2 separate regions of the Homo sapiens genome follow, and region 2 is linked to region 1. Evidence: chromatin contacts called from ENCODE Hi-C or POLR2A ChIA-PET data. All regions are on one chromosome and are shown on one strand. Each heading gives the region's core, a stretch centred on a gene start or an enhancer-like site at or near the end of the contact. The rest is flanking DNA. Distances are from core to core; before and after follow the strand shown.

Region 1 (3,004 bases), core at 207-2,706:
AAGGCGGAGGTTGCACTGAGCCGAAATCACGCCACTGCGCTCCAGCCTGCGCAACAGAGCGAGACTTGGTCTCAAAATAAATAAATAAATAAATAAATAAAAATAAATACATAAATAAATGTAAAAAACACAAAATAAAATAAAGTAGTATACATTCTAAACTAGTAGTATACTCTCCCAATGCATGAAAACAGAAACAACACCTATAATTATCAGTAATTGTTGTTGTGGATCCAAGTATCTATGTAAGAAGCAAAAAACCCACATCAACAGTTGTTGTCATCGTTGTCACAAACTTAATTACTGGCTAGAAATGTCTAGTGCTGCAGCCAAACAGCAGTAGGAGGAGCCTTTCCCATGGCTGAGTGGAAGGAGGGAAACCTAGACTATTTCTGGGTCTGCCTTGAGCTTTCTCTGCCGCCTTGGGCAAGTGACTTTGGCCCTGGGTCAATGTCCTGGAGTAAGATGGGGCTAACACCACTGCACTGATTTGCTGGGACAGGTGGTGGAAAGTGGTGGTCCAGGGCTGGGAGAGGAGAGGAAGGGCAATGTTTCCTAGGAGAAACTGCACTATGCTGGGGCAGCTGCGGTGCTGCAAAGCGCAGGGAGTGTGGCAAGCGGACGAACCTCGTGTCTTGTTTCCTTGTTTTAAGATTGGAGGTGGAGTGGGATGGATGGTCGATCGCCAGCTCTTCCAGCTCTTAAGTGCTCAAGTTCTGCGCCAACCCAGGGGAGCTTGATTGCTTTCACGTGTCTTGGAAACAACTGGCAAAAAAGAATTTCACATAGTCTGGAAAGGGCTTGGGACAGGGACCACTCTTTGCAGACATTTGTCATTCTTTAAACATAATGACATACATTTATTAAGGACTCATAGTCCATAACTAAGACAAAATGAGCTTCAGTTACGTTCCCTAACTCGGTCCACGTTCCTTTAGAACGTCTCAAGCCCGCATGTCACTCATCGCGGAGTCGCAGCCTTCCCCTGGGTTCGGGCGTCTGCGTTAAGCGCCGGCACATCGTGGGGATCCCCGCGTGAGATTTCTCTGCGCCGTCGGAATAGACTGTTCACGGATTCGCGTTAGGATTCCTTATGCTGCAGAACTTCAAAGAAATAAATGTATCAGAATTGCGATGTTTAAGTTCTAATCTATTTAAGCGGGTGGGTCAGCAGAGGGTCAACAGGAAACTTCAAGGTAAATAGTGGCCTCTGGAAAAGGCCCGGTCGCTCACGGCTTCCCCACTGTCTCCCCAGAGCAGACTATTAATTCTTGCGTTTCAGGCAGAACTGCCGCTGCCGGCCCTGCAGCAGAGCTAGGGAGCGGGCAGGGCAGAAACCCAGCCGAGCAAGCTGCAGGCTCGAGTCCCCGCGGGCGGAGAGGCTCGGGCTGGAGCCTCCGGGGCGGTGAGGAGGGGACTCACCGCACTGAGCACAAACTGCTTTCCCCGGGAGCGCCTGCACCCAAAACCCTCCAGTTCGAGGAATGGGATTAAAAGTGACAAAGAAAGGGGAAGGGGGGCTCCGTGGAGACTTCTGGAGGCGTGGAAGGGGCGTCCCCGAGGAGGGGCGACGCAGCCCTGCAGGGTGCTGGGCGGGCGGGGTGAAGGGGGCTGGGGGGCGCCTGGGCCAGGGCTGGTGGGGGCAGACGGCCGCCTGCCCGTGCTGGCACTGGGGCGAGGGGTCCCGCGCCCCCGGAGGGAGGGAGGGAGGGAGGGAAGGAGGGAAGGAGGTCGGCCCCCGAGGGCGGTGGCGGGGGCGCGAGCTGCGGTCCTGCGCTCCGCCCCGCGCGGGTAGCCGGCCGCGCCTCCCCCTGCCGCATGTGCGCGGTGTTGTGTGCCCTGCCCTGCTCCTCCCCCTCCCCTCCCCTCCCCTCCCCTCCCCTCCCGCCGTCCCCTCCCCCAGCGGCCCCGAGCGAGCGCCAGCGCCACACAGCCCCGGGCAGCCGCCGGCGAGCGCGCCGCGACGCCGAACAGGTGGCCGGAGGCTGCGGGCGCCGCGGCGGGGAGAGGCGAGGCAAGCCCCGGGCGAAGCGAGGCGAGGCGAGGGCGGCCGGGCCGGGCATGCGAGCTGAGCGGCCCCCCGGCGTCGCCGCCGCCTGCCCGCGCCCCTAGCCGCCCGCGCGCCCGAGTCCCCAGCGGCTCCTCCGCGCCCAGCGTCCTCGGTCCCGGCCTCGGCTGCTCCGGCTGCGCTCGGCGAGGGGCGCGGGCCCGCCCGCGGCGGCGGCGGCATGAAAGTGACCGTGTGCTTCGGACGGACCCGGGTGGTCGTGCCGTGCGGGGACGGCCACATGAAAGTTTTCAGCCTCATCCAGCAGGCGGTGACCCGCTACCGGAAGGCCATCGCCAAGGTGAGGGGCCGGGGGCGCGGGCGGGGAGGGGGCGGCGGCGGGGACGGCGCCGGGATCAATATGGCGCTTCCTGGAAGGGGGAGGAGAGGCGCAGGGAGGCGGGGAAAGGGAAAGTGCGGCCGGTCGGGCCTCGCGGGCGCCCCCCGCCCCGGACTGCGGGCGCCAAAGTTCTCTGCGCGGGCCGGGGCGCAGCCTCTGGGACACCCAGCCGGGTCCCGCGGCCCCCGCCCTCACCCTCCGCCCGGGAGCTCCGGCCTCGGTAGCGCGGGGCGAGCCGGGCAGCGGCGCATAGGCCGGCCCTGGGCGCCTCCCCGGAGTCTGCAGACCCAGCCAAGCCCCGAGCCAGCGCGCGGGGGGCGCAGGCCGGGAAATCCAGCCCCAGGCCTTTCCCGGCTCCCAGGCCCCGGGGGCACAGGCCGGGGACTGGGAACTTTTGGTGTGAGGAGAGTTTCGTGACTGCCCTTCCGACAGAGGCGGGTTGCGAGCCTTCTGCCTCCTCTCCCTTACTCGGGCGGGGGCGGAACAGCGGCGGGGGGCTTTTCCTCCATGTCCCCTGCTGGTAGGGGCCGGCAGGGGCGGCCCGTCGCGTCCGGGGGCTGCAGGGTTTGGGGAGTCGCCGGCTTGGGGTCGGGGAGGCGTTCCCGGGAGGGCCACCG
Region 2 (2,919 bases), core at 194-2,693, 46 kb before region 1:
CAACAAAGTGTTTGCTGAACAAATAAATTAAATGGGCTGGGTGTGGTGGCTCACAGCTGTAATTCCGGCACCTTGGAAGGCCAAGGCAGACAGTTTGCTTGAGCCCAGAAGTTTGAGACCAGCCTGGGTAACCTGGCAAAACCCTATCTCAACAAAAAATAAAAAATTAGCCGGGCATGGCGGCTTGCACCTGTAGTCCCAGCTTCTCGGGAGGCTGAAGTGGGAGGATCTCTTGAGCCTGGGAGGTTGAGGCTACAGTGAGCCATGATCATGCCACTGAATGGCAGCCTGGGCAACAGAGCAAGACTCTGGGGGTGGGGGGGAAAAAAGAAGAAAAAGGAGGAGGAGAAGAAGAAATTAAATGGAGAAAAGAAAGGGACCCTGAAAACTTAAAAACAGGGTTACAATGGACAGGATCACAGAGCTTCTGGGATAAAATTCTACTAAAAATGGCCAGGCGTGGTGGCTCATGCCTGTAATCCCAGCACTTTGGGAGGCCGAGGCAGGCAGATCGCTTGTGGTCAGAAGTTTGTGACAAGCCTGGCCAACATGATGAAATCCCCTCTCTACTAAAAATACAAAAATTAGTGGGGCATAGTGGTGTATGCCTGTAATCCCAGCTACTCAGGAGACTGAGACAGGAGAATCTCTTGAACCCAGGAAGTAGAGGTTGCAGTGGGCTGAGATTGTACCACTGCACTCCGGCCTGGGTGACAGAGCAAGACTCGGTCTCAAAAAAAAAAAAAAAAATCTATTTAAAACACTCAGAGTACCCCATTTTGAACTCGAGTATGGTTTTGTAATGGGAAGAAACGTGTTTCTTCTTTGATTAAATTCTGAAGGATAAAAATAAAGATGAACAAGAGGAAACAAATGAGATGACGAACAGAAGATGAAGGCAAAGAGAAGAAAAAAGACTACTTTTTTAACACTGTTAAAGACAGTGTTTGCAAATTATGTAAATTTTTTCACTTTTCTTTTCTGTTTTTCTCTCTTGCTTTGTTTCCTTCGTTCTAGCATTTAAACTCTGAGTTCCAAAGGGAAGTTTAAGTGCAATTTGGAAGTACGTTAAGTAAGACAACACCAGGTGGCAAATAGCAATTTAATTCTCCTTGCCAGCAGAGCTAAAGACTTAGTGTGCTCTTTATTAGGAGAGCTGGGGGTGGGCAAGATGCCTGGAGAGAGAGAGGGCGGTAGGAAAAGGCCATTTAGTGTGTGTTGTGATGAAGGATGCACAGCAATTGTTTGGGTTTTCAAAAGAAATTATTTTAATGCATGCATTAATTCTCCTTTTCATCTCACTGCCTGCCAGAAAATTGGTTGTACAAGCGTTCAAGGCATTTTCCCTGGACCAGATATTTACACAGGAGTACTGTGTTGACATTATGTGGCTTCGGATTTCAGCGGGCAGGCTGATGCCTCTTGGGACATGTAAGTGCAGAAGGCAAGGCCTGCCACGCCCGTGAGAAGGGAGCCAGCTTCAGAGAGGGCTCCAAGGTTCATATTTGTTCTCCAAACCAAGTCAAGGGTGGTACTTTTTGTTTTGAAAATATAAGGGTCTGCTTCTGAACTCTTCCATGCATTTATATCCTATTTGGGTTTTATCCAACGGGAAAATTGGGTTTGGGGGACCCCTAAAAACTGTCTTTTAATTTTTATGTATTTATTTATTATTTTTTGAGACAACGACTTGCTCTGTCTCCCAGGCTGGAGTGCAATGGCACAATCTCAGCTCACTGCAGCTTTGACCTCCTGGGCTCAAGGGATCCTCCCAGCTCAGTTTTCTGAGTAGCTGGGACCACAGGTGTGCGCCACCAGGCCCAGCTAATTATTGTATTTTTTTGTAGAGATAGGGTCTCGCTGTGTTTCCCAGGCTGGTCTCAATGTCCTGGGCTCAAGTGATCCGCCCACCTCAGCCTCTCAAAGTGCTGGGATTACAGGCGTGAACCATGGTGCCCAGCCTCCAAAAACTATATAGATGATGATAAATAAATATCATTTAAGATAAAGTATTGCAGTTATACTTTTGGGAAATAGAAAAAAAAAGATAGTCCGGAAGATATAGCTGTTGATACTGTTGTTATTTTGGCTCCTATGACCATTAGAATCGTCAGCCCCTCTCCCTCTGCAGAAGTCCCTGGAGCTCTGTCTTCATCCTTGGCAGGGAGACCCTTTAACTTTTTTCTTTATTTTTCTTACTCTTTTGTGAAGGCCATTGAGTATGAATTGAAGAAGCAGGTAGAAAGTTTTTCTGTTGGCTGGCTGCAGTGGCTCAGGATAGTAATCCCAGCACTTTGGGAGGCTAAGGCGAGAGGATCACTTGAGCCCGGGAGTTTGAGATCAGCCTGGGCATTGCAACAAGACCCCATCTCAGTTTTTTTTTTTTTAAAGGACATTTTTCTCAAAGGAACTGAATATAAAAAGAGAAACATGCAGATGCGGGGGATAATTTGGTAAGATTTGGAGAGTGGGCACTCTGTCCGACAGCCCCACTGCCATGAAACAGGTTATCCAGAGACCTGCATCTGCGGTGGTCATCCAGAGTGGCCCTCAGACAAACCCAGGAGTGCTGGTGCCTTCACCTCTCCCACCCTACCCTGTCCACAAAGCGGGTTGCATTGCCTCAGTTACAGGAGGAGACCACTGAGGTCTGGGCACAATTTTTTTTCTGTCACCCAGGCTGGAGTGCAGTGGTGCAATCTCGGCTCACTGCAACCTCTGCCTCCCAGGTTCAAGCGATTCTCCTGCCTCAGCGTCCTGAGTAGCTGGGATTACAGGTGCACGCCACCACACCCGGCTAATTTTTTGTGTTTTTAGTAGAGATGGGGTTTCACCATGTTGGCCAGGCTGGTCTCAAACAAACCTCAGGTGATCCACCCGTCTCAGCCTCCCAAAGTGCTGGGATTGTAGGTGTGAGCC

What was found. A loop is a pair of places that touch in the nucleus more often than their neighbours do. ChIA-PET counts read pairs that join two places held with the same protein, here RNA polymerase II (POLR2A).
Region 2: a map of prostate gland shows a loop between it and region 1 (3-fold over the local background). The contact joins the enhancer-like site here to the promoter of PARD3-DT in region 1. A Hi-C loop is called at or near these places in 2 of 168 maps with a recorded cell type or tissue (PC-3 and prostate gland). POLR2A ChIA-PET finds 5 or more read pairs at or near these places in 8 of 52 experiments (BJ, GM12878, H1 and 4 more).

What each region holds. Positions count from the first base shown.
Region 1 is chr10:34,814,220-34,817,223 of GRCh38, reverse strand. It overlaps PARD3-DT (PARD3 divergent transcript), which reads right to left and starts at 1,456. Exons shown (of 2, transcript NR_108043.1): 1 at 1,423-1,456; 2 at 802-1,104. It overlaps PARD3 (par-3 family cell polarity regulator), which reads left to right and starts at 1,928. Exons shown (of 25, transcript NM_001184785.2): 1 at 1,928-2,348. The coding sequence starts at 2,229. RefSeq lists silencers at 1,580-1,629, 1,720-1,889, 2,410-2,689.
Region 2 is chr10:34,860,180-34,863,098 of GRCh38, reverse strand. No RefSeq gene overlaps it. Among named protein-coding and RNA genes, the nearest start is that of PARD3-DT, 46 kb to the right of the region's middle. Within about 2 kb of position 1,443, at least 5 of the 41 ENCODE cell types and tissues checked have a DNase peak (open chromatin) inside an H3K27ac peak, as active enhancers do.